Regions from separate parts of the Homo sapiens genome. Here all the other regions are linked to region 1. The links are chromatin loops, found by intact Hi-C in ENCODE. Cell type or tissue: MCF 10A. All regions are shown on one strand. Each heading gives the region's core, and the rest is flanking DNA. Links, peaks and the distances in the headings are about the cores only. Region 1 holds the start of LOC105377162 (a long non-coding RNA gene). Region 2 has its middle 130 kb from the start of LINC00877. Region 3 has its middle 110 kb from the start of RYBP.

What was found. A loop is a pair of places that touch in the nucleus more often than their neighbours do. Peaks named below come from ENCODE experiments on the same cell type or tissue, not always from the same donor. Only the 100,000 strongest peaks of a DNase experiment are listed, where the experiment ranks them.
Region 2: a loop joins it to region 1, with 7 times the contacts of the local background. A loop is called at or near these places in 3 of 110 quality-filtered maps.
Region 3: it touches region 1 in a loop (2.9-fold over the local background); 2 of 110 quality-filtered maps call a loop at or near these places.

Annotation. Positions count from the first base shown.
Region 1 is chr3:72,659,706-72,670,624 of GRCh38, reverse strand. The region is part of intron 5 of LOC105377161 (a long non-coding RNA gene); the gene reads left to right. It overlaps LOC105377162 (a long non-coding RNA gene), which reads left to right and starts at 6,376. Exons shown (of 2, transcript NR_135531.1): 1 at 6,376-6,695; 2 at 7,058-7,329. In MCF 10A, for the core only: CTCF peaks have their summits at 4,109 and 4,308; a DNase peak (open chromatin) is centred at 4,274.
Region 2 is chr3:71,965,734-71,976,652 of GRCh38, reverse strand. No RefSeq gene overlaps it. Among named protein-coding and RNA genes, the nearest start is that of LINC00877, 130 kb to the left of the region's middle. RefSeq lists a silencer at 2,388-2,570. In MCF 10A, for the core only: a CTCF peak has its summit at 4,428; a DNase peak (open chromatin) is centred at 4,452.
Region 3 is chr3:72,331,680-72,342,598 of GRCh38, reverse strand. No RefSeq gene overlaps it. Among named protein-coding and RNA genes, the nearest start is that of RYBP, 110 kb to the left of the region's middle. RefSeq lists a silencer at 3,089-3,198 and an enhancer at 7,090-7,656. In MCF 10A, for the core only: no CTCF peak of the experiment used is centred there; DNase peaks (open chromatin) are centred at 3,608 and 5,558.

The sequences.
Region 1 (10,919 bases), core at 2,126-7,125:
CCCTGAGTCTGTTAATAAAAGTTGGAGGGGGGGAAGTAAGTGATCGTGGTTGGGCCAATTTGGGCACCTCTTAATATGCCTGGGTGGGCCAGGTGCAGTGGTTCATGCCTGTAATCCCCGCGCTTTACAAGGCTGAGGTGGGAGGCTGGCTTGAGCCCAGAAGTTTGAGACCAGCCTGGTCAAGATGGAGAGACCCCATCTCTACACATGCGCGTGCACACACACAAGCCTAGATGATGAACTCATGGCCTCTTAGTGGCTCCCTTTAGGAATGGGGTTTTTGTTTTTGCCTGGGGTCTGTAAGCTTGGATGGGAAGATTTATTTTTTATATTTGTTCATCTCTAGGTAAAAGCTGACATTTCTTTCTGTTCAAAATGTAAACACCAACCCCCCCATAGTATTAGTAGTGCCTATGACTTTGTTACCCTTCACAATCAGAAATCACACTACAGTTGTCACAGATATTTAAAAGTAACATTTTACACTCATCTCTATGTAAAAATTACAGTAGTAATTAGACTCATTGCTAGATCTTGTTATTTAATGTATTAATAAAGAAGAAACAAGAGTATTACTATATCATAAATTTGTGGGGGTTTTTTTGGGTTTTTTTGTTGTTGTTTTTTGAGACGGAGTCTCGCTGTCGCCCAGGCTGGAGTGCAGTGACGCGATTTCGGCTCACTTCAAGCTCCGCCTCCCGGGTTCACGCCATTCTCCTGCCTCAGCCTCCTGAGTAGCTGGGACTACAGGCGCCGCCACCACGCCCGGCTAATTTTTTTTTGTATTTTTGGTAGAGACAGGGTTTCACCATATTAGCCAGATGGTCTCGATCTCCTGACCTCGTGATCCGCCCGCCTCAGCCTCCCAAAGTGCTGGGATTACAGGCGTGAGCCACCGCGCCCGGCCCATAAATTTGTTTAATATTTTGACAGCTGTATCGTGAGTTCTCTGCAATCCTATGTATTTTGTTTTGTGCATTTAAAACCATTAGTTTGAAAAGGGATCGATTGCTTCACTGATACCAACAGGATTCATGGCACAAGAAAAGATCAGAAACTGTGCTTTGGAGCATGTGGGCTCTTTGTGCCTAATGTCTAGCTTGGGGCTTAGGCCACAATGCTAGGACTAAAGGAAAAGTCATCTTCAACTTCCTGTCACCCATAGGCAGAGGGACTCCATGTCATGGTTTGCCTGGGACAGTCCCTTTTACTCCAGCTGTCTGGACTTCATTATTCACATTGCTCCCTTTCATTCTTAAAGTCACCATGGTTTGGAGTAGGTGGAGTGGTCATTCACACGTTTGTGGTAAGATTGGAAGAATCTCTTGCTTACCTAGTGCCTGAAATCCCACTATTGTTTTGGGTTAAGCATTGCAATAGGATCTTGCTTAAAATGCAGAGTCGTGTGATTGATTGTGTGTATGTGCACTCACTTGTGTGGGTGTGGGGGGAATGGGTGAATACCATGAGTCCTAGTTTGAATTGGTTTTTCAGATTGCATTCCTGAATAGTGGGGAGGACCTGGACAAAGTTAAACCCACGAAGTGGGGAGGGGGATCCATGGGAGGAAGACGTTTGGCCTCTCTCAGCCCCACGAGGTCCCCGAGGGAGAGTTCCCAGACTAGGCTGGCCTCGGACCCAAAGCAGACAGATGAACCTTGTGACTTTTGGCCCTGGGCAGGCGCCTAAGCTTGGCTGTGAACTTGGTTTTACTCTGATGGTGAGAAAAGCCCAGGTAATATGTGAGCCCCTCATAAGAGCCAGTATTGCTCCCTGATACTCTCCTGGCAAACCCTCATCCTTCCCACAGTCCCTTCCAAGCAAGAGGAGGAGCACCAAGACAGGAAAGGCACCTGAGGAGGGATCAAGTCCCAGATCCCAAAGGGACCCCTCCAGGCCTTGAACAATTTGCTCATCACACTGATCGAGCCCTCCTGGGTTCCAGTGCTGCCTCCTCTCCTCCCGAGTGTCCTTGGGTGAGGTACCTTTTTGAGCCTCAGTTTCCTCATCTGTAGAATGGGGGTAAATAGTAACCATTGGGGAGTGTCCCAACTGAGACCAATGCCCCCTCATATAAGGATACTTCCAGGAGGGCTGATTTACAAAGGAGCCTGGTGTGGGGGAAGAGTAGGGAAGGTGCAGTCTCCCACAGTAGCCATGTTTCTAGGCCAGGAGGGGACAGCAGGAGGGAGCAGATACTAGAAATGGGAGGATGGGTCCCATACGGAAGGCTGCTGTGAGACGATCAGTGACTTCTGGTGGAGGGACAGGTCCAGCAGAAGTCAGGGAAGGTACCAGGGGGATAAGTACCCCAGCCTCAACCTTCTCCCTCCCTCCACTTTCCTGCCAGGGCTGTTCAACTGGTCCAACCAACAGGATGCCAGAGGCAAGAAGGCACGTTAACATAGCGCTCGCCAGTCAGACTTCTGGGCACAAAGCAGGGTGGAGAAGGGCAGAGCATGGACCTGAAGGGCAGCAGAAGCCCACCCACATGTGATCCTGTAGCTGATGGCTGAGCATTAGCCCACTAGAGCCTCGCAATAGCCCCATTCCTCATTCAGGGGCTGGCACATAAAAGTCTCATTAAATAGTCACCAAATGAATGAATGAATGCATACCTCCTACCTGCTAACAGAAGTGCCTGTGCCAGCTCCTTACTATACTGTGAACCCCAAGAGAGAGGTGTTGGGGCCAAGAGCAGCCTGAATCTACCCTGTGGCTGGCCATGAGGAAGGTATTGGACGGAACTGATGAACTTGCTTTGTGTGGAGTGTGGATGCCAAATGGCCTTGCAATGTGAATCCTTGGGACCCCACAGGCCACCAAGAACACAGAAAACTTATGTTCAAGTTCCCTTTCTCTGTTGATGTGAAGGCTATATTAGTCCATTTTCATGCTGCAATGAAGAAATACCCGAGACTGGGTAATTTATAAAGAAAAAGAGGTTTAATGGACTCACAGTTCCACATGGCTGGGGGGTCCTCACAATCATGGTGGAAAGTGAAGGAAGAGCAAAGGCACATCTTACATGGCGACAGGCAAGAGAGCGTGTGCAGGGGAACTGCCCTTTATAAAACCATCACATCTCATGAGACTTATTCACTATCTTGAGAACAGCAGAGGAAAAAGCCACCCCCATGATTCAGTTACCTCCCACCATGTCCCTCCCATGACATGTGGAGATTATGGGAGCTAAGATTCAAGACGAATTTGGGTGGGGACACAGCTAAACCATATCAGAGACAGAATGGAAGCTTCTTGGTGTGGGAATTCCAGAAGGCACAGGCAAAGCTGGTTTGTGTGGCGTTTTCAGGGGAGCCTAGATTCTACAATTTCCTTGCAGTGCTAGTGGGGAATGGCACAGAAAACCCACTGCAGTCCAGCTTTCCTTCTCTTCTTTATTACTCTTAGAGTAAGCTTATAGAGGTCATATAACTTTATTGTAAAGAAAACCAAATCAGCAATCACAAATAAGCAGAAAAGAAACAATAAAAAATGATCACTGTCATATAATTGATTAATATTTTGGTGCATATCTTTCTAGATTCTTTTCTACTCTGGCTTTCTTTTTATCAGGATCCTGTTGTTTCCAACCAAAGCCAAAATAGCTAACATGCTGGCTGAGCACGGTGGCTCACATCTGTAATCCCAGCACTTTGGGAGGCCTAGGAGGCGGGTGGATCATTTGAGATTAGGGGTTCAAGACCAGCCTGGCCAACATGGTGAAACCCTGTCTCTACTAAAGATACAAAAATTAGCCAGGTGGTAGTGGCATGTGCCTGTAATCCCAGCTACTCGGGAGGCTGAGGCAGGAGAATAGCTTGATTGGAGGTGGAGGTTGCAGTGAGCCGAGATTGCACCACTGCACTCCAGTCTGGGCGACAGAGTGAGACCCTGTCTCAGGAAAAAAAAAAAAAAAAAGCTAACATGCTTTAAGCACTTTTTCTGTGCAGGTATGGTGCAAAATACTTTACATGCACTAGCTCATTAGATTCTCATTTTTTTAATGGCGGCACAGAGAGGTTAAATGACTTGTCCAAGGGCACACAGCTAGTAAGTAAGGAAATTGGGATTTGAACCTAGGCAGGCTGATTCCAGAGCCCCCATTCTTATATGGGCTGATTGCAAACCAGGTAAGAGATAGCTAGTTTTTCGAAGATCCCATGCCACTGTCTCCTAAGTGACATGGTGCCAGCTAGTGCAATATTAATCACTGCAGCATACAGCCAAAAAAAACTTTTCAGCGCCCCAGTTGAGAAATGAACACTGAACCACAGCGCCCCCTGGCTTACATAGTAATTCTGATTGGCTCACTCTAGGGTCACACTGGCCAGCAAAAATTCAAGACAAACCTTTATTGGGCATCTACTATGTGGCGAGCTCTCTGCCAGCCATTGGGTGTAAAAAGTAGAATAAGGTATAGCTTCTGCCCTCCAGGTATTCTTGCATAGCCAGGAGAGACGCACCTAGAAGACGCACAATAGACGCACCTTCTATTGTGTCAATAGAAGGAGAGCTATGCTCTAATGGAGGGTGTGTACCCGCCAAAGCCCTGCAGACACTATGGGGGAAGGGACTTTCACAAGATCACAGAAAGATCAGGTTTCTGCTCTCACCTCCCTTGAGGCCCCCTCCTCTGATGCCACCTTGAGCTCCCTGGCCTGGCCCCAGTGATAAGATTTCCTTTGGTCCTTCCTCCCTCCAACTGAAACGTATGTGTCTTCCCACTTTTTCTCTCAGCGTGCTGCCAGATGGCCATCTCGCTAATCTCAGAACCTCATTCAAAATCAGGGGGTAATGACTTCTGAGTTTTAACAAGAGCTTTCAGAGCTGAACACCAGGAATCACAAACACAGATGCCCACGGGTTAGGCCGATAACATCAGCGCACTCAGCAGACCAGTATTTGGATGTTAAATATGCAGGAATATTCTTTACTTGCACAAAGAGATATACTCTCACCTATTTTTTTTTTCCTGAAGCACATTGTCCTTTGAGTCTATCTTTTCGTTTTCTATTCATTTTTAATAAATATTAAATACAGCTAACATGCTGTATTTAAATGAGAAATATAAATATTTCTCTACCAGAAGAAAAAAAAATAACAGCACAGCTGATGATAAATGCTAATATTTGGTGGAAAACCAAAGGGACTGGTGACTTAAGGTTCCCTAGGGCAGGCTCTGAGACTTAGGTTCCTCGAGGGCAGGATTTGAATATAAGCAGTTGATTTGGAAGGTGATCCAGGAAATGGCAGCCAGTCAATAAAGGGTGTGAGTTATGGTGAGTTAAACCACTGTGGGCAACTGTGACACAGACTCCAGAGGCCAGCGTCAAAGGTGCCCTTCAGCTGCCCATCTGTGAAATGGGTATTTCTCCATCAGCTCCCACCAGTCATTCATTGGGGTTGCTGAGGATGCTTTAATTTTTCCAGTGTCTCTGGTCTACAATGCGTGTGTGCCAAGCAGGCAAGTCCTCAGGCGAAAGACTACAGGCCTTGGGGATTGGAAGTCAGGCCATCAGACCTCCAAATGGCAAGATCCCAGGACCCAATAGCATTTGCCATAGGCACTGATGATGGTGAGCTGAAGCACGCTCACTCCATCTAAAGGGACAATGTAGCATCCGCTGAATTTCACCAAGGAAGATGTGGACCTAGGGTGGTCAGACCTTCAGCTTTCTCAAGAAAAGCTAGTCCTTTAGATTTTTATGTGAAATTTCTCAACATGTAAATGTTGACAATGAATTCAAATTTTTAAAAATGCACTATAGGAGCCAACCAAAGCATGTCTGTGGACTGAATCTGGCTTACAGGCAGCGAGATGATGAAATCCAATCTACTCTGAAGGCTGATCTTGGCTCCAGACCGTTCTTGCTCCAGACAAGATCTGAAGATGAATTTTGATAAAGGAAAGTGAATGTTTTAGTCAGGAGTAGACTGCATTGATGTAATAAAGGGACCCCCAAGTACAGTGGTGGTAACCAGACAGAAGTGTGTTTCTTTCTCATGTAACAATCTGGAGGTTGGTGGGTGGTTCAGGACATTTCTGCTATATGAGGCTGTCCAGGGACTAGGTTTCTTCTATCTTGTTGCTCAGAGTGTTGTCTTCCTCCACGGGGGTCAAAACTGGCTCCCCAACTTCTTGTCCACATTCCAGCCAATAGGAAAGGAGAAAGAGAAGCTTAATCATTTTAAGGGTCAGATCTGGTCATTGCACAGTTCATGTCCTCTCACATCCCATTGGTGGGGACTTAGTCACATGGTCATGTCTGGCTGCAAGGGATGTTGGGAAATGTAGAATGTGGTCTCTCTCTGTCTCAGTAGCCATAAGGTTCTGTTTAAACTTAGGAATTCTGTTTCTATAGAATTAGGGGAAGACCAATATTAGCAACAAGAAGCCTCTGCCACCATGGAAGAAGGATCTGGAAAGAAGGATGGGATCTCAGCCTGATGGCAGGTCTTACCCAAGAGGGAATTTTTTTCTCAGGAGAGTGAAGAAAGCCTGGCTTTCCTCATCAGCTCTCTTTGTGTTGAATTCATCAGTCATGACAATCATTTGAGAAACCTTAGAAGATCATCCCAAACCTGGAAAAAGTCAGTTACATTAGGAAAGGAGTGAGCATAAAGAGCACCTACTAGAGAGAGGGTCCTTTCACACACATGACCTCATGTAACCTTCACAATCATGCCATGAGGTGGGTAGTATTATCACCACCCCTATCCCCTTTTTTGGAAGAAAGGTTGAGTACCAGAGAAGCAGGGGTGATATTCAAACTCTTTAATTAGGGTTAAGGTATGGGGGCTGACCAATCAGAGCTGCCATACAGATTTGTTTTATCAGAGAAGTAAAGGCCTTGGTCAGGATTTGAAATGAGGCTCATATGACTGCAAAGCTCACATTCTTTTCACCGCAATTTGATTTCCTTATGCCAGCTGCTTCCCCAGAGACAGTGACACCAACTCTTCTGGGTTGTTGAGAGGGTAAACAAACCGTGATGAATGAATCTCCTCTCCTAATATGAATGCCTTATTGTTGTTATTCTTCATGCCCTGACAGAGTATTTACAGCCTCTGCTGTTGCTCTGCTTCTATCTGGTGGATTAAGGAAAGTCACAACTCACAGCCCTAGTGGAAAGTTACAACTGGGATTTGAGCTAACGAAGAGTTGAAGACTCAGCAACAGGCGCTTGGCTTCACTATTAACCTGGACAAGGCCATTAACTCGCCTGTACTTAATTGGCTTGTTCTGTGACACACTGTTGCCCCAGAAACACCCATATGGGTGTACCCCACATTAAAGAAGCCCGCTCTATGAAAACCGAGACTTGTTGAAAAGATAAATGGGAGTTAATTATTTAATTAACCACAAAAGACTTTGCTCTGAAAAATGGGATTTCTGGATAGCTAGTTTCAAAATAATACTGAAAATTTTGATTCTGGGAGAAAGGGAGGATACAAAAATGTGTCAGTTCTTTTTTGGTCCATCTGGGAATGTTCTGGAATAGATTAGATTTCAAGAACTCTGTAATGATGCTTCAGAGGGAACTTGTGAAATCTGAATTGGGTTGGGGGTTGTTTATGGTGGATATATTTGGGGTGCCTGCCAAGGCCCTGTCCGACCTCTGAGAGTCTAGTCCCTCACCACCTAATGGAAGGAGGAGGTATGTCTAAGCCGTCATGTCTATGCCACCTAACTCCATCCCCCCATCTCCCACTACTGACTGTATCAAAAGTAAACTCCTCACCAGGAACCAATCCATAGGCCCAGTCTGTGAGCCAACCAACTTGTCTGTCAAATGTGTGAACTAAGAGACACATAACTACACTTAGATAGTGCTTGGCATTTGACCTGAAAGATCATGTACAGCCGGGTTGGGGCAGTGACTTTAATGCTGTGTACTGTCTCTTAGGAAGGCAGAGAGAAGGCATGCTAGTCTGTAAAGGGAAAAGGGGACTGAGTTGACATGCAGTGGCGGGCCTGGCTATCTTGATCTCCCGTTGCTGGGTGCCCACCGGATTGCCTACTATATACTTTGAATAAGCACGTCTGGAGCCCCAGTCAATGAGGATTTCAAACTGATCTCAACTTATCCACCTTGATCAGGAATAAGACCTTATTTTTATTCCACTCACTACTCTCAGTGGGTTCAGTGGTCTCAGCTGGTCACCTGTCCAAGAAGGCTTTTGTCCTGCCCATTGTTGTGGGGTGGGCATGATGGGGGGAGGGTGTTAGCCATGGGACATGTCACTGCAAACTGGATGATTATTGAGGTCTGGTGGTCCTTGCCAGACAAGAGAGATGATTTGGTTGTGACTGAAGAAATCCCAAGCTCCTTGGAGCAAACCTAGTGGAGCCTGTGATTTTCATTCTCCCACTGTGCTGCCCGGGAGTAAATGCAGTCCTTGCTTTATTTCCCTACGGAGTAACTGACTCGTTTCTTGCTGAGCAGGCTGGGGATAGCAGTTGGGGGAGAGAGGTTTTTAGGATGCAGCAGAGAAATTTGATGAGTACAGAAGTATGGTGTGAACCCACCATTAAATGCCCCAAATGTTACTCTACCCCATTATCTTAGGCGGTTCTATTCTTTGCAACCAAACGTGGCCTACAACACATCAACACAATAGTCTTCTATTGCTTTCCCTCCCTTCCCTCTTGAATTTCTATAGGTAGCAGAAATCCAATCTTACTACCCAGGAGTCCTGGGAATATCATATCCAAATTTACACTGCGGCCCAATCAAAATCCATCATGCCTAGGGGTTTAGCAATGGGGCTTTGTATATTCATAAGTCATTAGAGAAACAACCAACTTACATTCCACTATTATGAGAGTTTCTTATAAAAGGGGTTGGCTATCCCTTTGTCCCCTTCACCTAATCCCTTTCTCCTTTTTAATTCCACCTGGTTGAACCACCTCTATTTGCCAGGCATTTCCCCTTCAGTTAATAGTATCCATTGTGCAGGCTTTACTCATGTTTTCGATATGCCAGCCATTGTGCAAAATGATTTGCAGGTAGCACGCTGTTCAATTGTCACAGGCCCCTTCATTGCAGCTACTAATGACGATTCCCATTTTACAGATGGGGAAATTGAGAGGCTAAGTCATCCATCTGACTCCATAGCCTGAAATTTTTTGGCCACTCTGCTTTACTACTGCTCTGGCTTCCCTGGGTTTCCTTCTGCCATTTTCAGTAACTAGGGGAGAGAAGGTCCAGGTGTCCTGCCTGGCAGCAGGGCCCCCGGAACTTGGCTCTTTTCTGGCCTCCTTTCCAGCTAGCACAGCTGCCAATCTGGAACACAGCCCTTTCCAAGAAAGCCCAGGAGAGAAGCCAAATGTTGACTCACCTGCCAGACTCGGGGATGCTGCTGCCAAGATGCCTCAGGGCCTGTGCAGGAGGGCTGGCAGGGCTGGCCCATTGTGGGGCCTGGCAGGGGCAGCTTCAAAGGGCCAGGCCTTCTTTCCTGAGTGCTTCAGGTTCCAGAGGCTAAAGAGATCCAGATGGGTTCCTCCCCTCCTCCTTCTGCCCCATCCTTCAGCCCTGGAAGTTTCTGAAAGAGAATGTCTCCTCTACATCTCCCCTTGGGTGGCAGGCAAAATTCTAAGGAAGCACGCAAGACTTTCTGCCGTCTCACCCCACCCCACTGTGTGTACCCTGCTTAATCCCCAGACCTGTGAATATGCTGGATTTTGCTCCCATGATTAGGTGATGTCCTATGGCACACTTGATCCTAAGAAGGGGAGATTATTCAAGGAGGCCTGATCTAATCCTAGAGTTTTCTCTGACTGGTGGCAGAAGAGGAAGTGAGAAGTTGGAAGCAGGAGAAGAATTTGACCCAGGCTTTCTGGCTTGAAGTTGAAAGGAGTCCTGCAGTAAGGACTATGGGAAGCTTCTGGAAGCTAAGAGTGGCCCATAGCTGACAGCCACCAAGGGAACAGGGAGCTTGGGCCCACGCATGCAAGGAACAGAGTCTTCCAACACAGAGAATACATTTGCAATGAGATGCTTCCTCAGAGCGTTCACACAGGACCCTAGGCCAGCTACCACCTGATTTCAGCCTTCTGATAACCTGCCCAGAGAACTCAGTTGAGTCTACCTGGACTACTGACTTCCAGAACTATGAGCTAATACATGGGCATTGTTTTAGCTGCAAAGTGTGGGGTAATCTGTTATCCAGTCACAGAAAATGAGTGTACTTCAGATATGTAACAGGCATTTCAAACCCTACATGTCCAGCTATTCCCCACTTGAGTCTTCCCCAGGTGGTCAGTGGTAGCTTTATTCTTCTTGGCATAGGCCCCAAATCTTCAAGTCGGTCTTGCCTCCTCTCCTTCTTGTAACTCTTTGTTGAATTCATCAGCAAGTTCTTTTCACTCTCCCTTCATACTGTCTCCAGACTCTGACTACTCACCACCCCCGATGACCTGTTCCTTCTCTTTTCTGCCCTGACAGCACAGTAGTTCATTACTGAAATGGCCAAGTCCTTGCCCCTCCCTGGCAGGAGGCAAGGACACTCCTGGATGATGGTTGGCTGGCCTCCTCTTCAGCTTCTGTACCCAACCCATTGGGGTGGCTGATAAATTCAAACACAGACACAAAGCAGAGGGTGGCAGAAGAAGGGGGCTCCCATGTGGAGGCCTAATGGGGAGCAGCAGACATTTGAGTTCTGGCTACCCTTGGGCTTGGTAGGCTCACAGAGCCGGCTGCCTGGCATGTTTCCAGATATAACACAGTTGTCACCCAGGAGGAGTTCCCAAGCCTCCTTCAGAATCAATTATGTTCAGGAGTCATGCTGTGGAATACTTTCTGGGGATCAGGATTTTATTTATTGTTCAAGGTTTTGAGCCAAGAGTGAAAAATTGTTGTTGATGATGATGGGGGAATTCCCAGGAGGCCCAGAAGAACTCACAGGCAACCAGC
Region 2 (10,919 bases), core at 2,258-7,257, 690 kb after region 1:
TCAAGTGATCCAACCTCCTTGGCCTCCCAAAGTGCTGGGATTACAGGCGTGAGCCACCGCACCTAGCCCAGCCTCTGATTCTTGATTAACAAACCATAATAGTCACAATTCAGAGTCCTAATCAGTCATCTGTGAGGCAGGAAGCGGTGTTTGGGCACCAGCTCTGGCTCAGACCAACACTGCAAAATTAAACATTTGTGAGTGGTTCTTAGGCAAGGATGAGGGAAGTTCTATCTCAAGGGAGTATTAGGAAATAGATGAGGGCATTGTTGATTGTCACAGTGACTTGGAGGAGGGCCACTACTGACATTTAGTACATAGGAGCCAGGGGCACTTAATGTCCTCCACTGTATGCAACAGCCCCACAAATGAATTGTTCTCACCTCACATCCCTCCCTCACTCAACCCACCAATGCCAATAGTGTTCATACTAAGAAACACAGAATCCCAGGGAGCTTCATTTCACTTTCCCAAAGGAGTAGCCTTAGCTCTTTGGGCCACTACAGTTTTTAAACTCTGTGGCGTAACCATGACTGTGTGATATCTTGGTACACAGAGGCCCTCTGGTCGTGATTTGTGCTGCTAGGCAAACATTCTGATCATCCCCATTCTGGACACACGGAAGGGTAGGAGCAATGTGTCCAGCAATGGGCAATGAGCTGTGAGCCAGAGAGCACGCCCCTTCTGCAATGAACAATGAATTGTCAATGAACAATCCACAAAGGTGCTCTTTTTTCCTGGCCACAGCTGGAGACGTTGTAACAATGGCTGCTCCATGAGTATGGGTCCTAGAGGGAAGACAGTGATAATTCAGAGTAGAACCTCCTGCCTCTCAATGATGAACATGTGTATAGGTGAAAAATAAACCTTCATTATGTTAAGTCACTGAGATGTCGGGGACTGTTTGTTACTGCAGCAAACCCAGCCAGTCCTGACAAATACAGGCTCTCAGAATTGCTATGTGCCAGGAACTCTTAAGTACTTAACAGTGTTAACTCATTTAATTCTTACAACTTTATGAAGTAGATGCTACTATCATCCTTCCTCACTGTATAGATGAGAAAACTGAGGAACAGAGAGGTTAAGTTGCTCATTGAAGTGACAGTAAGTGATGGTGCTGGTATTTAAACCCAGGCAGTCTGGCTTCAGAGCCATATCTTAACTACAATGCTGTACTGCCTCTTGAGTTTTATGTAGCAGGTGCTTCCACGCTAAATGACTTTAAACTACTGTGCTTCAGTTATCTAATTTCTGCTTTCCATGTAGTTAACAATTTTGATTCTTTATTCGTGTTGGTTGTCACTTTTTGCCATTGTCATCATACCTGCTGCTAGCAATAACTCCTTCTTTTTTCTCTTCTAATATGCTGTTTCTAATCCATTATGGACTAGGAAACCAGACAATTAAGCTTGTTATGCACGTTATAATTGTGACTAATTGAGCCCGGCCACCTTGATAGTCAACATCGCTCTATCCCACCTCCACCCACCTTGCTCACACTTTTGTAATTGTGTGATTGGTGGCTCTTGTATCTTCCCTCTAGAGAGCATGCTCTTTTGAGGAAAGGTAATGAGCTCAATTCACCTTCGTGTCTCTCTGTCCCCTTCCCCCAGCACCCAGCACAATGCTTTCCATGTGTTAGGTGACTAATAAATATCTGCTAAGACTATTAAGTAATTAAGTTCTGAGTAATGGCCCAAGAGCTTGCCTATAAGTTAATTAGATGGGCTTTGCTGCTAGCCTGTGGGACATCCGTTTTAGCTGTCTAGGTGCCTCTGGGATTTTCTCAGTTGTGTCTTGGATACTTAAGATTATAGGACAAAGAGATCAATTAATTCCTTCATTTAGTCTCTCGGTAGGTGTTTATTGAGTTTCTACTGTAATATTAAAAATACTAGCAACTTATATGTCCTGGATATTTACCATGGGCAAGTAATATTTGAAGCACTTTATAAGTGTTAATTTATGTTACACTCACAACAATCCGATGAGGTAGGGACTGTTGTCATCATCCCAAAGGCTGAAGAAACTGAGTCACAGAAAGCAAGTTTCCCAAGGCCTCATGGCTACTGAGAAGTGGAGTTAGACTAGTCAGGTGCTGGACCTATAGGAGGACAAGACAGAGAAGACGTTTACCCTCAGGGGGTTGACATTTTTGTGGGAAGGCCAGATATGAAACAAATAAGCATATAAATCTACTAACTGATTGTAGGTTGTGATAAGTGTTCTGAAAAGAATCAGCAGTGTGCTATAATAGAAAATAAAGCAAGGGACATAGGAGCATGGTCCCACAGGGCGTCTAGGAGTGGGTGCATTAGCTTATCTATTGTTGGATAACAAACTACCCCAAAAATGTAGTGCTTAAAATAATAGACCTTTACTATCTCCCAGTTTCTGTGGGTCAGGGATTTTTGAGAGGCTCATCTGCGTAGTCCCAGCTTGGGGTTTCCCACTAGATTGTAGTCAAGATGTTGCCTGGCTGGAGCTGCAGTCATCCAAAGGCTCGACTGGGGCTAGTGGATCTGTTTCCAAGGTGATTCATTATATCAAACAGGGTTCTCTCAGACAAGCAGAACCAGTAGCAACGATATAGATCACAGAGTTGGGGGGATGGTTATAAGTCTCTTTCCAGGTATAAAGCTCTCCCTACATCTGATGCTAGACCTTGAAATCCACAGAGCAAGCAATCAGGAAGGAAAGGCCACAAGCAAATGGAAACCCCACCAGCACAAGCTAGAGCTCCACAAGGATAGACTGAAACTCATGTTCTTTGTGGTGAGGGCATCCTACAGAGGTTGGGCATTTGTTCCAGATCTGAACACACACACCTGGCCCAGCTCCTGCATCACATCAACAAGGTGAGTCAGCAGGTGAGTAACAATGTATTTGCAATACAAAATTGCTGTTGCCCCCAGTACCACTACCCCCTACTCCAAGTCACTGAGACTCTCCCTCATGGCCAACCCTAACTGGAAACATACAAATAAGGGGATTCTGTAGTTCAGCCTAGTTAAGCTGACACACTGCAAACCCATCACATCATGACACTCACTCCAGTGGCTCTTAAAGGCCTCAGTTCCTCCTCGGCTGTTGGCAAGAGGCCCAGTCCCTCACCACGTTGGCCCTCATTAGGGCTGCTTGACTGTCCTCATGACACGACAGTGACAGCTGGCTGCTCCCGGAGTGAATGGCCCAGAAAGAGAATGAGGAGAAGACGGCAATGCCTTTCATAGCCTAGTCTTGGAAGTCGCCTATTGTCACTTCTCCAGTATTCTATTCATTACAAGTGGGTCATTGAGTTCAGAACACATGCAAGGGGAGGACAATTAGGCTCCACCTTTTGAAGAGAGCAGGGTCAAAGATTTACGGGTGTATTTTAAAACCAGGAGACAGTATTTAAGCTATGGGGAAGGCAGCAATTTGAAGAGCCAGAGAAGAGTGTTTTGGGGCAGAGGTGACATCAGGAGACCCTGAAGAGTTTGATGTGTGTCTTTTGCTGTGTGTTTGTTTGCTGTCCTCTTAAGGTCAGCGTGGCTAGAGCCTCATGGGCCAGCCCCTGGGGAAAGCTGCCTAACGTGAGGCTGGGCCTCCTCAATTGTGAGGAGCAATTTGTGTTTTATTCCAAGTGCAACAAGACACCATCATGAGGTCACAAGAAGAGGGACACAGTCTGGTTTGCGTTTTTGAGGTATTGCTGTGGCTGCTTTATGGGGAGTGGATTGGAGGAGGATAGAGTAGATGCAGGGAGCCCAGAAGGGGCATCAAAACACCATGCCTCTTCTTGTTCAAGCTCTATTGTTTATTTGGTCAATTCTTGTAAGCTTTCTGAACCCCTTTCGTCAACTGTCAAATGAGGTGACTACTCCTTGCACACCTCCCTGAACCACTGCAGGACTCACAAAGAGAATGTATGTGGAGACACACTGCAAAATGCAAAATGTTCTGCAATGCAGCCGGAGAACTTTTGCCTGACTTGCTCTGGGTTAATACCACTTCCAGAGTTAGGTAGTTTAACTCCAAAAGAGCGCAATCATCAGGAGAAGCCTATTTTTAGCTTCAGTGTATCTATTAGTACAATTGCTACTCAACACTTCAACAGAGTTGATACCCACCTAAGTATTTAAATGACCAAGAACCATCACATCGCTGGGGGCAATGCTGTGAGATCACTGTAACATCCCAGCAATCATTCATGACAACTCATACCACCTGGCCATGTGGCATTGCCTGGCTTAAGTTAGTGTCCTGGAGGCAGAGCCTAAGATGGGGACTTTTGAGCAGGTGGTCTATGGAGGTGGCGCTTCAGGGTAACCTGCAGCAGAGTGAGGGAAGCAGGATCAGGCAGGAGAGCGAGCAGGCAGATGGTGGTTTCAGGAGGGAACTGGCCTGAGTATGATCCTCTGGGGAGCTCTGGAGCATGAAGCATGAATTGCAGAGGTTATCCTGCCCGGAGGCAAGAAGGCTTGGCTGGTATACAACATCCTCTTGGCATGATTGGAATAATCTCTTGTAGTTTAACACATCACCGCAAGAACTAATGACTTAAAACAACAGTCATCTTCTTGTACACAGATGTTCATAGCAGTATTATTCACAACAGCCGGAAGGTGAAAGCAATGCAGGTGTCCATTGCCAGGTGAAAGGATAATCAAAATGTGGTATATACATACTATGGAATATTATTTAGCCTTAAAAAGGAAGAAAATTCTGACATGCTACAACATGGATGAACTTGGAAGGCATTATGCTAAGTCAAGTAAGCCAGTCACAAGAAGGCAAATATGGTATGAGTCTACTTATATGAGCTGCGTAGAGTGGTCAAATTCATGGAGATGAAAAGTAGAATGATGCTTGACTGGAGGGAGGTGGGAATGGGGAGTTGTTTAATGGCTATGAAATCTCAGTTTTACAAGATGAAAAAGCTGATTGGTTATACAACAATGTGAATATATTAACACTATCTACTTGACTGTACACTTTAAAATGGTTACAATGATAAATTCCCCATTATGTGGGATTTTTTTATTTTGTTTTTGTTTTGGAGACAGGGTCTTGTTCTATCACCCAGGCTGGAGTGTAGTGGCAGAATCATGGCTCACTATAGCCTTGAACTCCTGAGCTGAAGTAATTCTCCTGTCTCAGCCTCCCAAGTAGCTGGGACTACAGGCACACACCACCACGCCTGGCTAATGTTTTTTTTTTGTTTTGTTTGTTTTGTTTTGTTTTTTTTTCTTGTAGAGACAGGGATCTCGCTATGTTGCTCAGGCAGGTCTCGAACTCCTGGGCTCAAGAGATCTGCCTACCTTGGCCTCCCAAAGTGCTAGGATTACAGATGTGAACCACTTTGCCCAGCCTTGTTATGTGTATTTTACCACAATTAAAATAAAAAGTAAAATTTTAAACAACAGTAATCATTTATTATCTGTCACTGTCTCTGTGGGTCACAAATTTGAGGGTGGCTCAGCTGGGCTGCGCCAGGCTGTTCTCACTCAGGGTCTTTCATGAGGGTACAGGCAGATGGCAGTTAGGGCTTAGCTGTCTTGAAAGTTTCTTCACACATGTGTCTTGTAGCTGGGCTGAGAAGACTCAAACAGCTGGGGCTCCTTAGGGGTCTCTATCTCTACCTCAGTGTGGTGGCTTCCCGGTCATTGAGCTTCTTACATCACGGCTCAGACTCCAAGGCACATGTCCTGAGGGACAGACAGAGACAGAGAGGCAGGCCGAAGCCGTATTGTTGCTTACAATCTAGTTTGGAAGGTACATTAGTCTCCTAGGACTGCTGTAACAAAGGACCACAAGTTGGGTGGTTTAAAACAACAGAAATTTGGTCTCTCACAGTGCTGGAGGCCAGAAGTCTGAAATCCAGGTGTTGGCAGAGCTGCACTCCCTCTCAAAGCTCCAGTGGAGAATCCTTCCTTGCTTCTTCCAGCTTCTGGTGTTGCCAGCAATCCTTGGCACTCTGTCTTGTAGAAGCATCCCTGCAATCTCTGCCTCCATCTTCATGTGACATTCCCGTGTGTGTGCATGCCTCTATGTGTAAAACAATAACTGTTTTAACAATAGTTGTGAAGATGGAGTGAGTTAATGCTTAGATGTGTCATAAATGTCCATTAAACATTAGCAACAGGCCAGACATGAAAGCTCAGACCTGTAACTTTGGGAGACAAAGACAGGTGGATCACTTGAGCCCAGGAGTTCAAGACCAGCCTGGACGACATGATGAAACCCTGTCTCCCTGTCTTTCTCCATATAAAGACAAATTTCCCCCTCCTTCTCCATATAAAAACATGAGTCGCTGGATTAAAGCCCACCTTAATCCAGTATGACCTCGTTAAAACTTGGTTACATCTGCAAAGACGTTTCCAAGTAAGATCACATCCATAGATATCAGGGGTTGAGACTTGAACATATCTTTTTAGAAGACACATTCAACCTACAACAGAAGGCATGCAGCCACTTCCACCTCATCCTCTTCCTTAGAATCCTGAAGTCTTTAATACTGGCCCACCTTCAAGGAGAGGGAATCTGCCTTTTGGTGAGAAGAATGTCAAAGAATTTGCAGGGAGTGTGTAACCTCCCAGGCATCTCAGGAGCTGTGTCTCCTGCCAGCCATGCCCAGCCTTCAGAGAGGGTGCAGGTGTGGGCTGTTAAACCAGCACTGCTGCAGCTGGGCAAGCTGGCCTGGTACCAGGCATTTGGGAGCAATGCTACAGGACACCTGCTACAGGAACGTAACAACCAGTCCTTTGCAGACCAGTGGATCAACTCATCCCCTTCCATGGCATGCTACAGCCAACTATTCTTCAATTATAAAAATGGCATCACCTCTTAAGTAGAAAAATATTTTTTAAAAATTTTTTTAATAATCACATTTTTTGATACTGTTTAGACAGCTAAATAATAATATTTGCCCAATGAGAATATTTACAACGGGTCAATACTGTTCCAACTATTAACAGATTTAATCCTGACAATTGTAGGAGGTTGGTTCCATTATCATCCCTATTTTACAGATGAGAAGACTGAAGCCCAAAGAGGGTTATGTAAATTACCCAAGTTCAGATGGTTGCTCAGTGGCAGAGCTGAAGTTTGAAACTCAGCATCTGGTTCCACAAATCTATGCTGTTAGTCTCACTACTATACTGCTGTTCTGAAATAGAATCCAGTAAGAAAAAAGCAAACCAAACTTGATCTTCTATTATATAATCATTCAGATTTATAATTGGATTTAAACATAGCCCCAAGAAATTAAGGACCAGCAGGTCTACAGCCGCTTTCCCAAGAGGACTGTTATACTGAGGTATAACCACTTCTTCCAGAAGCAAGAGCCTGGGATAAGCCAAACCCAAGGCTGCCTGGGCAAGGTATCATTGTCCTGGAAGAGCACATCTAATTGAGGCTCCAAATCCAGCATTAGCAAACCCTTCAGGTGTAATTAATCTGCAACAGAGAAGCTCTGCAGGGCAGTGTGAATTCTGCAAGCAGACCCTCTCTCCTGGTAGTTAGATGAGGTAAATCAACTAATTTCCCCGGTGAGATATGTTTTCTGTTGGACTTGTGCTTTCAATTATCCAGATGAAGAAAAATTCCATTTCGGAGGCTCTTTTCCAAATCCCAATTTTCTTCCTTATTCCCAACTCTTAACACTTCCTCTTCTCTAGCAGCTACCTAGGACCAGAGATTCTGATCTTTCTGCTTAGTGGAGTGTGTGTGTGTGTGTTTGTGTGTGTGTGTGTCTTGGAGGCTGGGGGCAGTAGGCAGGGGTGGTGCAGCACCCTGAGCAGTCATGAACTGCCAGATAAAATGCCCTTGATCTGATGGTTTCCTTCAAACCATCAGACTGCATCACTCGACAATCCAGCAGCCTCCAGCTGATGGATTTGCAGAAGTGCTCAAGGATAATTGGCATTTTAATGGGAAAATGCCGTGTTCCCAAGTGTCAGAATAGCAATAAGATACCCCAAGGGCCATTAACACAGTTCTTGGGTAATTAAAGTTGCTCACCCATCAGTCTTGGTCGCAGAATCTATCCCATGCTTGCAGCAGGGCTTCTGAGGGTGCCCAATTCTCGCAAACCACTAAATTGGAACTCTAATGATCAAATGGCTTTTCCCATTCAAACGCACACATGCAAAAGACACTGAAGAGCAGTTGCACCTCCATCTGTCACTGCCATTCTTCTGTCTTCTCTCGCACTAGGGCTGGGCTCAGGAGAGAACTGTGAGAAACATGGGTGATAGAAGGAATAATCCTTAACTGACTCTTCTGGTATCAACTTACAGAGGCCACCTTTCAGAAGGTCATTTTGATCCAATGCATCCACAATTTATTTATAGTTTACAGATGCCAGATACAGGGTGCATGGTACCCCTTGGCTTGGTGATTAGGGCTGGGGCTGTACTTTAACCTCCCTTCACCCGCTTGGCTGGGCATCTGGTGTCCACATAATTAGATGTGCTGGTCCTTGCTAATGTTTTTGTATTTTTTTTTTTTTTTGAGACAAGGTCTCACTCTATTGCCCAGGCTATAAGGCAGTGGTGTGATCTTGGCTCACTGCAGCCTCAACCTCCTGGGCTCAAGGGATCCTCCCACCTCAGCCTCCTGAGTAGCTGGGACTACAGGTGCATGCCACAATACCTGGCTAATTTTTGTATTTTTTTTTTTGTAGAGACAGAGTTTCACCATGTTGTCAAGGCTGGTCTTGAACCCCTGGGCTCAAGCGATCTGCTGGCTTTTGTCTCCCAAACTGCTAGGATTATGGGCATGAGCTGTCATGCCTGGCCTGTTGCTAATGTTTAATGCACAGTTATTATGCACCCAAGCATTAAGTCACTCCACCTTCACAACTGTTGTTAAAACGGTTATTGCACAGATAAAGAAGCCGAGGTTGAGAGAGGGAAGTGGCTTGTGTAAGGTCACCCAGAAAATGGAGCTCAGGCTCAAGCTGTCTGATTGCAGAGCTCAAGGTTTTCACCACTACCCTATTGTGATGGTTGATTTGGAATGTCAACTTGACTGGATTAAGGGATACCCAGATTGCTGGCATTATTTATTCTCCATGCTTCAGTAGGTAGTAAGCCTATCTCTTTTCTGCTGAAAAGGAAACCCAGGTGGCTTTGCTTTTGACTGGAATGATTGGGCAGCCCCAGATGTGTCTGTGAGGGTGTTTCCAGAGATTGGCTTGTGAGTTGGTAGACTTAGTGGGGAATATCCGCCCTTAAAGTGGGTGGACACCATCCAATCAGCTGTGGATCCAGATGGAACAAAAAGGAGGATGAAAAAGAGAATCCTCACCCTCTTTCTGCCAAGCCTGGTAGCTCTTCTCCTGCCCTTGAACATCAGCATTCCAGGTACTCTGAACTTGGGACTCACATCGGTGGCCTCAGACTGAGAGCAACACCATTGCCTCCCTGGTTCTGAGGTCTTCAGACTTGGGCTGAGCCAAGTTACCAGCTTCCCTGGGTCTCCAAGCTTGCAAGCATGGGCCTCTCAGCTCCGTAATCGAGCCAGTTCCCCTAATAAATTCTTTGCATGCATCTCTCTCTCTATGTCCTATTGGTTCTATCTCTCTGGAGACCCCTGACCAAAATGGCTCTCCTTCTCTCAATCACTTTTCAAAATCTGGGGGCAACCCATTTCTGTACCTGTTAAAGAAGTATATCTTCCTATGAAAGCATTCTTAATTCTCATTTTGACCAAAGGGTTTGTCCTAGTGCCATTTTGGGAGCATGAAATAATGCTCAAGTCAAAGCTTGTGGGCTGGACTGAGGGCTTTGAGAAGAGGCTGGCGTTTGACAGGCTTTCTCCCATCAGGGACCACCTGCCCTTAGGAATAGGGACAGGAGAGTCAGGGTTCTGACAGGAAACAGGTGGCTCACTCAATCAGGGCACTTGTGGACTGTTTAATAAAAGTACTCTACAGAGCTGAGGGCAGGGTTTAAGAAACCAAGGGAGGGATGGGGAGAAATTCCAAGTCAGGCAAAAGCCAGAGCTGCTACGTCCTAAGATATGAAGACAAATGGGGGTTGGGGAGTCAGTGGTTTCAGGGACCTAGAGAAGGTAACTGCTTGGAGGTGGCTGCATGACAGGGGCTGTGGCTTCCCTAGAGGAACACAGCAAGTGAACTGGTAAAGAGGGGGTCCAGCCTCATTCTCCTCTTGCCTTCTCTCCTGTCAGCCCCTGCTTTCAGCTACACCCAACCCAAATCCAAAGGGCAACGAAGCCACATTCACTGGGGGCAGCATTCACAGCTGCAGTGTTTCTAGGCACACCACAGGTGGGCCAGGAAGAAGCTGAGTCTAGAATGAGAAATAGAAAATATCCAGCACAACAGAATGATGACATAGAGCCGTGTGCAACCGGATATTCAGTGGGACAAACTTGTTTCCTGAGATTTGACTGTTGGGGGGAAAATACTTATTCCCCTGTTTGTTCTTCACTTGTTTTTAGATCAGGAGAATCTTGGCTTCTTTCTGCCCCTTCATTTATTTGCCTGAAGAGAAAGAATTAATTGAGTGATGACTTTGGGACAGAGGAGGCAAGGTAGCCCAGCCCCTTCCCATCTGTCCCCCTTAGGGAGCAGCCTGACTACTTAAAGTATGTGTTCCAGTCCACTCTCAGCACTGCAGCTATCTTGGCAGGAAACCCCTGCCCCTAAGAAGAAAGGCCCATGACTTTCCAATATTGCTTGAGATTGGCTAGGTAAATACACCACATTTTGGGATGTCCCAAATGTGGGACATTTCGCGAGTCCTTTGGCCAGATCTAAATACATCTTTTCATCCAGTTTTATCAGAAATAACTGGTCTCCCGATCCCTGTCAGCCTTTCTCCTTTCGTTTGTCATTGCTCAGTGCCTGACCTAAAGTAGAAAAGAAAAAGCTATATTTCTTTTTTTCTTTTTTTTTTTTTTTGAGACAG
Region 3 (10,919 bases), core at 3,468-8,467, 330 kb after region 1:
GTGACAAGGGAAGCAAGAGGTTGGAGGGATCCGAGGAAGGGACCATGAGCCTGGGAACACAGGCAGCCTCCAGAAGTTGGAAGAGACAAAGGGGATGGTTTCTCCCCTGAGGCCTTCAGAAGGAAGACCTTCGGAATGCAGACCTGCTGTCACGCTGATGCTAGACTTCAGACCTCCATAACTCTAAGAGAATCAATCTGTTTTAAGCCATCGAGTTTGTGGCAACTTGTTCCAGCAGCAATAGGAAACTAGTCCAAGAATGCCTTTCTTCTTTTGTGAAACAGGACCGTGAGAGTCCCTGACTGAGGCCCTGTAGAATTAGGGGACAGGAAGCCTGGCAGCTCTGCCTGAGGAGGGAGAGCTGGCTTGGAGATGGCCTGAGAACCAGGCTACCCCTGGGAGTCCAGCTCCAGCCCCTCTGGCAGGTCCGAGGTACCCCTGGAGGCTCCACTCTCTCCTGCCTCCAGGCCTCTGCACAGGCCCTCCCTTCTGCCAGGAGCTCCCCCATCTGGCCCCATCCATCCTTTGGCTAAGCCCCAGATGGCTCTGACCCTTTCTTTCCCTTCCTCATCACCCTAACCAAGTAAGTGGAGCTCCTGCTTCTGGATTTATACCCTAACTGAGCCCTTGCACACTCTTAGCATTTAAATACTTGTTTTCTACTTTGCATTCCCCTCTAAGAGTAAGACAAATAGCTCACCGTTTATGGGGCCCTTACTGTTTGCCAGACAGGGCCACTGTGAAGAGCTGCACAGGCCATGACTGATCAACCCTGGTGTGAACAGCACCCACTAGAGCTGTGTGAGGTGGTAGCAACAGTGCTAAGTGCTCATTCATTCTTCACAGTGACCCCGTAGGGTAGGGCCGTATGCCCACTTTACAGATGAGGAAGGAATTATGGGGCAGAAGGGACACACTCACAGCTCCCTGGAACATATTTTCTAAGCATTTATTGAATATTTTGTTAAATCCTCACCATGACCCAGTAAGATTGGTGCCATAACTATTCCCATTTTACAGATAGGAAAATTGAGGCTCGGAGGAGAAAAGCCACTGGCCCATGGTTGCAGATCTAGTAAACATGTGAGCTGGGATTCAAGAGTGGGTCTGCCTGGCTCCTGAATCTGAGGTCTTAAGCCTCTGCTGTGCTGTCCTCCCGACTACACACCTCTAGAGCCAGAGACCGGGCCCTCATCACTGTTGTTTCTGCCTGGTTCAACAGAAGAAATGCTCATAAAAACTTGCTGAAGGAATGAATGAGGAAGGAATGCATCAGGAGGTGGCCCTGAAGTTCCTTGGCTATGACCTTGGGGATGCTTTATTACCTGGCGTGTTGTAATTTACAGTTATAAGTGGCTGTGAAGGTCAAATGAGCTCACCTCCCCAGCAGCCCTCTGAGAACAGGACAGCAGTGTTACCGTGGGAGGGATTTTCCTGGGCCCACACCCAGGTTCTCAGCCTCCTGGGGAAATTCTGCCTTTCTGGCTGCCCTTACTCTTCTCAGCTTCAGAGAAGAGTCTGGCTTTTTCTTCAGCTTCTGGAGGGCCTGAGACTCTGGGCGTTCCTGGAAGAGGCTCCTGTCCCCACCAAGGCCTATGTGTGACACCTGGGCCCTTGGCTCTTACCTGGGGGAACCCCAGAAAATTTCCTCCTGTTTTCACCTCCCTGTCCCTGGGGACCAGGCCCCAGTGGCTGTGGTATCAGGAGCAGCTGGTGCCTCCCAGAGGGTCTGTAAGATCCTTTGGGGAAGCAGGTGGCATTTCAGGGTGGCTGCGGAGGGCCCAGCTGGGCTCATCGGTGGCACCATTACCAGGCTGTGCCCCTGTGCCTCCCAACACTTTGGGGCTGAACGTCATGGCTTCCCAAGTACATGCGCGTCAAAGATCTTGATTAATCCTAATGCCTCCCAAGAGATGAGGATTAATCATTGTGCAGGTTCACATTTCTGGGTTGTTTACTAGGTGCCAGGCACCGAGCTGAAGTCTTCATGTGGATTGTGTTTTTCCTCCTCATGACAAGCTTATGAAGTAAGTGCCTTTCTTGAGCCCGTTCCCATTTGTGAATGGGGACACCGAGGCGCAAAATGCAAAGCTCCCTGCTGGAGACCACACAGGTGGTGGCAGAGGCATCTGGGCACCCAATCCGAGTTCTGCCAAGTGGCTTCTATCAGAAACAGCTGTTTAACTGATGAAGCAACTGAGGCTCAGAGAGATGGAGTAACTTGCCCAAGGTCATCGACCCTGCCCCCCAAATTCTGCTGCCCAGCATCTTGCGGGAGAGTAAGGGAGGGCTGAGGCTCACCACCTGCCCGGGCTCTGGGGGACAGCCCCAGGGGGGGCCGGGTGTGGGAAATGCCCTGGGCTCTTGAGGGCTGTGGGCCTCTGTTTCCCCAGCTATAAAATGGTGGCGGTAACAGAGGTGTGACTGACAGACACATTGCTCCTTCCTAAGACTTCTCCAGCCCTGCATTCCAAGACCTGGATTTTCTAGGGCAGCGTTTGGCCCCAATCCAAGCCCCATAAATGGCTGCCCGTGGCCCGCCCCACCCCCACCCAGCTATCCTCTCTCCCCCAGCCCTATAATTGGAGTCCTGTAGGTGAGTTATTGGCTCAATATGTTTATAGGTTCCCCCAGCTCCCCTCCCCCCTCACCCCCAAACAAAGGAGCTATAAGACTAGAGCCAAAACACAGCTCCAAGAACGTGTGCCTGTGACCCAGCCCCCGCCAGGGTGAGGTGGAGAACTTTCCGTGTGGCCCATTCCTGGGCAGGGCCTACTCCTCTTCTCCCTCCAGCGGCTCCTGCTTCCCTCTTCCTGTCCCTGCTGCTCCACAGAAGCTGCTCTGTCCCCTCAGGCTGGGCCAGCTCCCACTGCAGCACTTTAATGGTTTTGGGAAGGGTAGGGACTGTGTTGACAGGCTACCTGGAGGCAGTTGGCCAGGAAAGTCAGTCAGTCTGCCCTTGTCTCACAGTCAGACTCCGAGACACAGCCAGGGCCACACAGTGAGGCATGGCCACGCACACCGTGAGTCCCAGGCACGGTCAGCTGGTCTGTTGGCCAGCCTCAAGCAGTCAGCCAGTTGGCACACTGGGCCAGTCAGGGAGTTAGCTGTTGTCTCACAGCCAGACTTGCCTATACGAGTCAGGGCCACCCAGTCAACGCCCACTCACATCAGGAGTTGCAGTCACAGCTGGTCAGTCAGACACCCAGCCAATCTCAGTCAGTTGGTCAGTCAATTAGTCATTGTCTCTTGGTCAGATTGTGTTACACAGTCAGACATGGCCGCTCACACAGTGAGTCACAGCCGTGGTCAGCAGGTCTCCTGCTGCCTGGTCAAACTCGATCTGTCAGCCCATCAATCAGTCAGTCAAGGCAGGGTTAGCCAGTCAGCCAGGAGTCATCAGTCACCCACATAGCCAATCAGATTCAGCCACCCAGTCAACACATTCAAGTCAGTCAATCCACAGGTTATTGTCTCACAGCCAGACTCAGTTACATTGTCACAGCCATCCAGTCAGACAAAGCCACTCACCACGAGTCACCCAGCTGTCTCTTGGCTGGCCTGTTCATCTCAGTCAGTCTCTGGCAGTTGAGTCAGCCAGAGTCAGTTTTCCATGACTAAGGCAGGTGGTCAGTCCACCCGGTCTGTCCTGTGAGTTGGGTGTAGTCAGTTTCATGGTTAGTCACAGGTAGCCGTAGGCTGTGCCACAGCCACAATGAAACACCAGGCAACCAGCCAGTCAGTTGATCTCAAAATGTCAGGCATGCAATCAAGGCGGTCAGTCAAGACGCAGGGGTCACAGTCAGACCCACGGTTACCAAGTCAGTCTGGAAGAGACAGCCAATCCCAGAGCCGGCTAGTCAGTCAGTCAAGATCATCACTGACGGCTATCAGTTAGGAGATCATAGTCATCCAGACATCCAGTCAGTCTGAATCAGCCTGCCAGTCACACTGACTCAGTTATTCCCTCAGTCAGCCAGGCAGGCAGTCACAATAGTCAGTCATAGTAAGCTGCCTAGTTATCCAGTCAGTTTGAATTAAACAACCAACCAGTCAACCATACACCAAACCCATTGTCATCAACTGGCCAGTCAGTCCATCATGCATGTGGTCAATGAGTTGGTCTCCTTGTCAACCTGTCTCCTCACCAGTCATGTTCAATCCACTGAATCCATCAGCCCAGTTGCAGTTGGCCCAGTCATAGTCACAAGCTCCCACAGTCCATGGCCTGGTCAGTCCAGATCACAGCCAGCCAGCTACAGTGAAACCCACAGTGACCATCAGTCAGTCAGTCAGTCAGTCAGTCAGTCAGTCAATCAATCATCTAACCTTGTCAACACCAAGGCCCTGACTGACTTCTTACAGTATCACATGAATCACTAGCGATCACTGACAGAAACCCTAGATCAAACCGAAAGCATGCCTTGACCCTCTTCAGCAATGTCCAGAATAAGTGGTCCCCAGTCAGCCAGCTACTCCTATTCATCAGGAAGGATAGGGGCAGGGGGAGGCAATTAAGTTGACATATGAGTTCAGGGGAACCCACTTGTCAGCCAGAGAGGCCATGGGGCTGACGGCCATGGAGAGAGGGCAGAAGACCCTTGGGACAGTTTTCCAGTCCACCACCTGGATGCCCCATGAGGGTTTTCTCAGAGCAGGGACCCCCAGTGCCCTTTCCAACACCCCTGCTGTCCCCAGGTAGGGGAGAGTGAGAGTATGAGATACCCCTGCAATCGCTGGCCTCCTCCTTTTGCCTCCCTCGCTTCCCCCTTCCTTTTCCTCCCTCTCCTCTTGCTCCTCCACTTCCTCGTCACTTCCGCCTTGCTCTACATAGGTGAACCTAACCCACCCACACTCAGATCCTGTCCTGGTGTTCCACAGTGCCAGTCCCTCCCCCCCACACACACACCACACAATCACAAACACTCCCACCACACACATACACACACCAGTCACAAACCACCACACATACCACACACATACCCACACACCACACACGTACACCCACACACCACATATACACACATACACACCCACACACATCACACACATACAGACCCACACCCACCACACATACACACACACCACACATACACAAACACTCCCCGCCACACACCAGACACCGTGTGCATGTGCACATACCACATGCATATACACACCCACACACACCACATACATCACATATGCCACACGTCACACACAGACACCACACTCACACATAGCCCTCGCACACCACACCCTCCCACGTGCACGTGCACTTACAACACAGGGCACACACACCACACATGCACACATGCATATACCACATGCACGTATGCACACCACGCACACACACACATACGCTACACAGACACGCACACACGCCCTGCTTCTTGGCTAGCCTCCTCGTTTTGGAACATCCTGTTCCAGGCAGCCTGGGAGAAGGCGCTCAGACACTCCTTGGGCCGGCCCCTCCCCCTCTGCTCCCAGGGTTTCCGCCTCCTGTCGCCGCCCTTGCTGGGGTAGGGGGCGGCCTCCTGGCATAAGCCCGAGCACAGTGTCCTCCTGGGTGTGGACTCTTTCTGCAGGAACTCCTCCTTCCAGCTCCTCTGGAGGAGAGGGATGAGCGGGGGAAGGCTGGGGACGGGAGGTGTCTTGCTCACTTCATTTCTCTGCCTGGGGGCCCCCCCCGCCGGCTTCCCTGGAGTCAAGCAGGGCTCCCCAGGCAATTCCGTTACCTGGGTGAACACTGGCAGGAGTCCAGCTCAGAGAAGCAGCTGGGAGTTCTAAGCCCGAGGGGAGAGCTGTTCATCTCAGGCTGACTGGGGCTGCTTTCTGCTCGAGCGGGCCACACTCTAGGCAGAGGTGCTCTCTGGACCTCTTTCTGGCACCTGGACTCCACCACTTACTAGCCTTGTGATCACATTGGGCACATTAATTGGGGTTTAGGAGCCTCAGCTTCCTCTTCTTTAAAATAGAGAGGATAACAGAGCCCACCTGCTTGGGTCTGGGTAATGATGAAACGAAGAACACGTGGAGAGGGCTCAGGGCAGCATCTGGTAGCTCCTGTGACTGCCGACTTGGGGCTCATTTGTTCCCACCAGGCAATTTGGTGGCCAGGCCACAGGGGGTTCTAGAAGCTTCTTTCCATGCCCCTTCTCTCACCTGGCTCCATGACCCCCTGCCCTATTGCAGCTTCCAGTCACCGAGGGCTCCTAAGTGCCCAATACCACGCTGGGTGCTCTGTTGACATTATCACCCTGCACCCTCACAGTAGCCCCATGATGTCGGTGCCCGTACTATACCCATTTTACAGAGGAATAAACTGAGGTTCTGGGAGTTAGAGTAATATGCCCAAAGCTGCAGGTAGTGAGTGGAAGAGCCAGAACTGGCTGACTTCCTGAGGCCCATAGGGTGGCATGGTACCTGCCCTGGTACTGAAAGCCACATGTGCATCTTTGGGGCCTTTGGGGAGGGTGGGGAGGTGTTTTCCATGCCCCAGTTATCCCAGGTTCCCAGCTTCTGCTCTATCTTGTACTGGTTACCTGACATGTTTGTTGACAACATTCATTGACTTTGCATTGGTGAAGAGTTGAGTGGATGTTGGTGGAAGCACAGGCACTCCAGAAGCTGGGGTGGGTGGGTGGAGGCACTCCTCAGACTAGGGAGGCCCCAGGGACACTTCCAAAGCTCTGGTTTGGCTGAGGAATTCATATCTGAAAGGAATGTATGAGAAGGCTTTGGGAAACACAGAGAAGCTATCTTTTATGGGCGTAGGGGAGGCCGCAGAAGAACAGCATCCAAATCTCCACATCATGTGGACCTTGCTGTCGATAACAGCAATCTTAATGACAATCTCTACAGGCCCTGGGCTCCTTAGGAGGTAGGAGGAGGGTGTCTTTATCCAGAAACCCTTTCTATTAACAGTAACAACATAAGGATTCCACCCAGTGCCTCTGGGGCTGGTGGCGAGAGGACTCCAGCTTGGGGCCACCCCCTAGGAGAGATTCCTGTGAGCAGCCCTCGAGGGCCTCGCAGTGATGCCCCCCAGCCTTCCAGCTTTCCCTCAACCCGCAGGTGGCTCTGCGAAGGCGTCTCTTTATTTGGAATTGCACTTGGCAGTGATGACACTTTTTGAAGGGCTGCAGGGTGGAAGTCGGCAGCAGAAGCCCTTAATTCCCAGACCCGAGGGGGCTTTGCAAAGACAGCTCCTCTCCTGCTGAGCACAAACCCACCATTTCTCTCACTTCCAGGCTCCAAGGAGGAGGGCCAGGCCACAGTGTGAAATGCTCTTAGAGGACACCCGCTGGGGTGACAAGGCTCAGAAGAAAAAGGCAGATGGCTCCCCACTGCCCTCGGATGACATCCAAACGGCCTGCCTGCTGAATTAACAAAGGCCATCCTCATCCTGCCTCCGGGCACTGCTCCAGCCCAGGCCTTTGCCACGCACACCATTCCAGCTACTGCCTGCGAGCTTCTCAGTCCTTACAGCAGGACTCCCGGAACCCCAAGCTGCCCCCTCTACAGAGAATATGCTTCCCTCCCATCATCTCTCAGCTAACTCCTATGCATCCTTCAGGACTTAGGCGTCACTTCCTCCAAGAAGCCTTCCCAGAATGCCTCTCCCCTAGCGTCTAGTAGCCTCAGGCGTTCTTTAGCTTGTACATTGCATTCTCCTGGTGTCTTCTCACTGTCTTCCTCTGTGCATGTCTGTCTCTGTCCATTTCCCCTTTGTATAAGGACACCAGTTATATTGGATTAGGGCCCATTCTAATCATTTTATGTTAACTCGATTACTTCCGTAAGAGCCTATCTCCAAATAAGGTCACATTCTGAGGTTCTGGAGTTTAGGAGTTCAACACATCTTTGAGAGAAAGAGCACAATTAAACCAGAACACTTGCTTCGTGACCTTAACTTCTAAGCTAAGTGTATTTCCTTAACTTCTCTGAGCCCTGCTTTTCTGTCTGTTAAATAGGGATTGTGAAAGGGAGAATTACCCCAGGATGCTGGGGACTTTGGCTCAAGACTGGGTTCCACTGAGCGGCTGTGTGACCTTGGGCAGCCCCTTATCCTCTCTGAATCAGTTATCTACTGCTGCAAACAGACCACCTCCAAGCTCAGTGGCTTACAACAACATCATATATTTTGTTCATAAATCTGCAATTTGGGCAGGGCATGGAGAGGAGGGCTTTTCTCAGTTCCCATGTGACAGAAGCTGAGGCAGCTCCACTGGGTTGGAGGATACAATTTCAAGATGGCTCGCTCATGTGGCTGCGGCTAGCAAGTAGGTCTGTTGGTCGGCTGGGAGCTCAGCCTGGAGCTGTGGGTTGGGGACCTTGGATTTTCTCCATGTGTAGGATTTTCTCCATGGGCTGTGTGGGCTTCCTCACAGTATGGTGGCTGGGTCCCAAGAGTGAGCATCCCAAGAGAACCAGGCAGAAGTTGCATTATCTTTTGTGACCGGGCCTTGGAAGTTGCGTAGTGTCACTTCCATTGTAATCACAAGCCTGCCCAGATTCCAGGGAGAGAACCCAAGTTCTGTCTTCTGGTGGAAGAGTGCCGAAGTTATGTATTTTGGAAAACATGATTTGCCGCATCCTTCACTGACTTAGGCAACAAGAGTTACCACTTAACCAGGCATAGGTGGTGAGCTGAGGCCTTTACACAGATTATCCCATCTAATCCCCACAACAACCGCCTGCTGCTGGTGGTATTGTTATCTCATTCCACGGATTAGGAAATTGAGGTTCAGAGAGGTAACTTGCCCAAGGTCACCCAGCTAGGCAGTGACAGAGTCAGACCTTCCTTCCCTCCAGAGCCTTCTGTTACTCAGATGGACATCACTAGTCACTGCTGTCTAGAAGGTCCTGCCCACCCCTTCTCCCTCCTCCTTTGGAGTCCCCTGAACTTAGTGCTTATAGTGTTCTTGGCCTTGTGAAGTTTGCCTTTTGTACCCAGTCTTTTCTCATATAAGAAGATCTAGCTGGTGGTGGGGTGAGGCTGATGTGGGGCTCTGAGCCAGCCGTTAGGCACATGGTGGCTTAAAGAAGCTTTTGCAGGCTGGGAACACTGTTTCTATGGGAAAAGCATTCAGAGTCCATCCCATTAATTTTCAGACACTTCTGGAAACTTCTAGAAAGATAGTTAGATACTGCCTTTACCAATAACTTCATCTAGATTGGTATGTAGGTAAACGTGTGTGTGTGGTGGTGGCGGTATTTCTTTAAATATAGGGTTTAGAGTCTGACAGATTGGGTCTGAGTTTCTTTTTTCTTTTTTGAGACAGGGTTTTGCTCTTACCCAGGCTGGAGTGCAGAGACATGATCTCGGCTCCCTGCAACCTCCGGCTCCTGGGTTCAAGTGATTCTCCTGCCTCAGCCTCCCGAGTAGCTGGGATTACAGCTGTGTACCACCATGCCCAGCTAATTTTTGTATTTTTAGTAGAGACGGGGTTTCACCATGTTGGCCAGGCTGATCTCAGGCGATCCGCATGCCTCGGCCTCCCAAAGTGGGGGATTATAGGTGTGAGCCACCGTGCCCCGCTGGGTCTGAGTTCAATTCTATAATAATAGTCAAAGGGCATTAGTTTATAATCAGAATACAAAGACCCAACCCTCACCACCACCCCATTTTACAGATGAAGAGTCTGAGGTTCAGAGAGGTGAACTGACTTACCCAAGGTCACAGAATGAGTAAGGGTAGGAATGGGGAATTGACTCTTGAGCCTGAGCCCTTTTCATCTTAACTCCTCCACTTAAGGCTGAGTCATGGATAGCCATTAGCCATTGGATGAAAACATGACAGCGGTTGCATGGCTGGTGAGAGGAACCTGGCTCCTCGAGGCTCTGCACCAGCTGGTGGTTCAAGGGGAGAATGAGCATTTGTGCAGCTTGGTGGTTAGGTCAAGGTTTACCAGGCTGAAGATTCCCAGAGACCTTGCTTGGGATCTTGGCTTTGCCACTTACTGACTGTTCTGTCACCTTGGAAAAACACTTATCCTCCCTGAGAGTTCAATTCCCTGCCTGTGAGAGGGGTCTAATAATAGCGACTTTACTGGGTCATTGTGAGTAGGAAGGAAGAGAATGCCCATGGAGGTCTTTGCATGGGGTCTGGCGCATGGGACACCTTCAGTAAAGGCATCTGTTTTATTCATATCCAGAGATGTCTGAGATGGAGCTGGTGTCAGAGGCTTGGCACGTGGAGTTCCTCCATTGCTCCATAAATGTTTGTTGCCTGAATAACAAATCTCATTTTCTAGAGATGGAAACTGAGGCCCACGGAACTAACTTTTTATGCTCATACAATGACAGATAGGCAATGAGGATCTGAAGCATGAATGAATGCATGAACGAATGAATGAATGACTTCTGTGTTAGGCTGGATTCCCTTGGAAGCAGACTCTGAGGTGAAGATTTGAGGACCAGTAGTTCGTGTGGGAGGTGACCCCAGGAAACTCTGGGAGGATGTGGGAAGCAGGGAACATTAATAAGCAGGTTACTGCTGTGGGTGACGGGGACTCCATCTCATCAGGGACCCTGGGAGACAGTTGGGGACATGTCTTAGAATGTTCCCCCTGAGGATGGAGGAAGCTGGGTGCTTAGCCTCCAGTTCCCCCTGTGTATCCCTGCGGCTGCTCCTGGGGCGCTAATTCCATGTCCTCCCCTGGCCAAGCACGCTCCTGGACAGAGGGCGCCATGCACAGAGGGGTGGAGGTACTTGCCCAAGAACCCTGTGGGTGTCAGGGAGCAGTAAGGGCTGATGGGGTATAGGTAAGGCACCAACAGACTCGACTTGGGCTCTGGCAGCTCTCTGATTCTGGATGTCCTTGGAAGGCAAAATATGATTCTGAAAACAATCTCCCTGTAATCCTTCTTCCTCTCCTGCGTTCTGAAGCGCCCGTGCTAACCCTCTGGTCTCTGTCTGAAGCACCTTCTCCCAC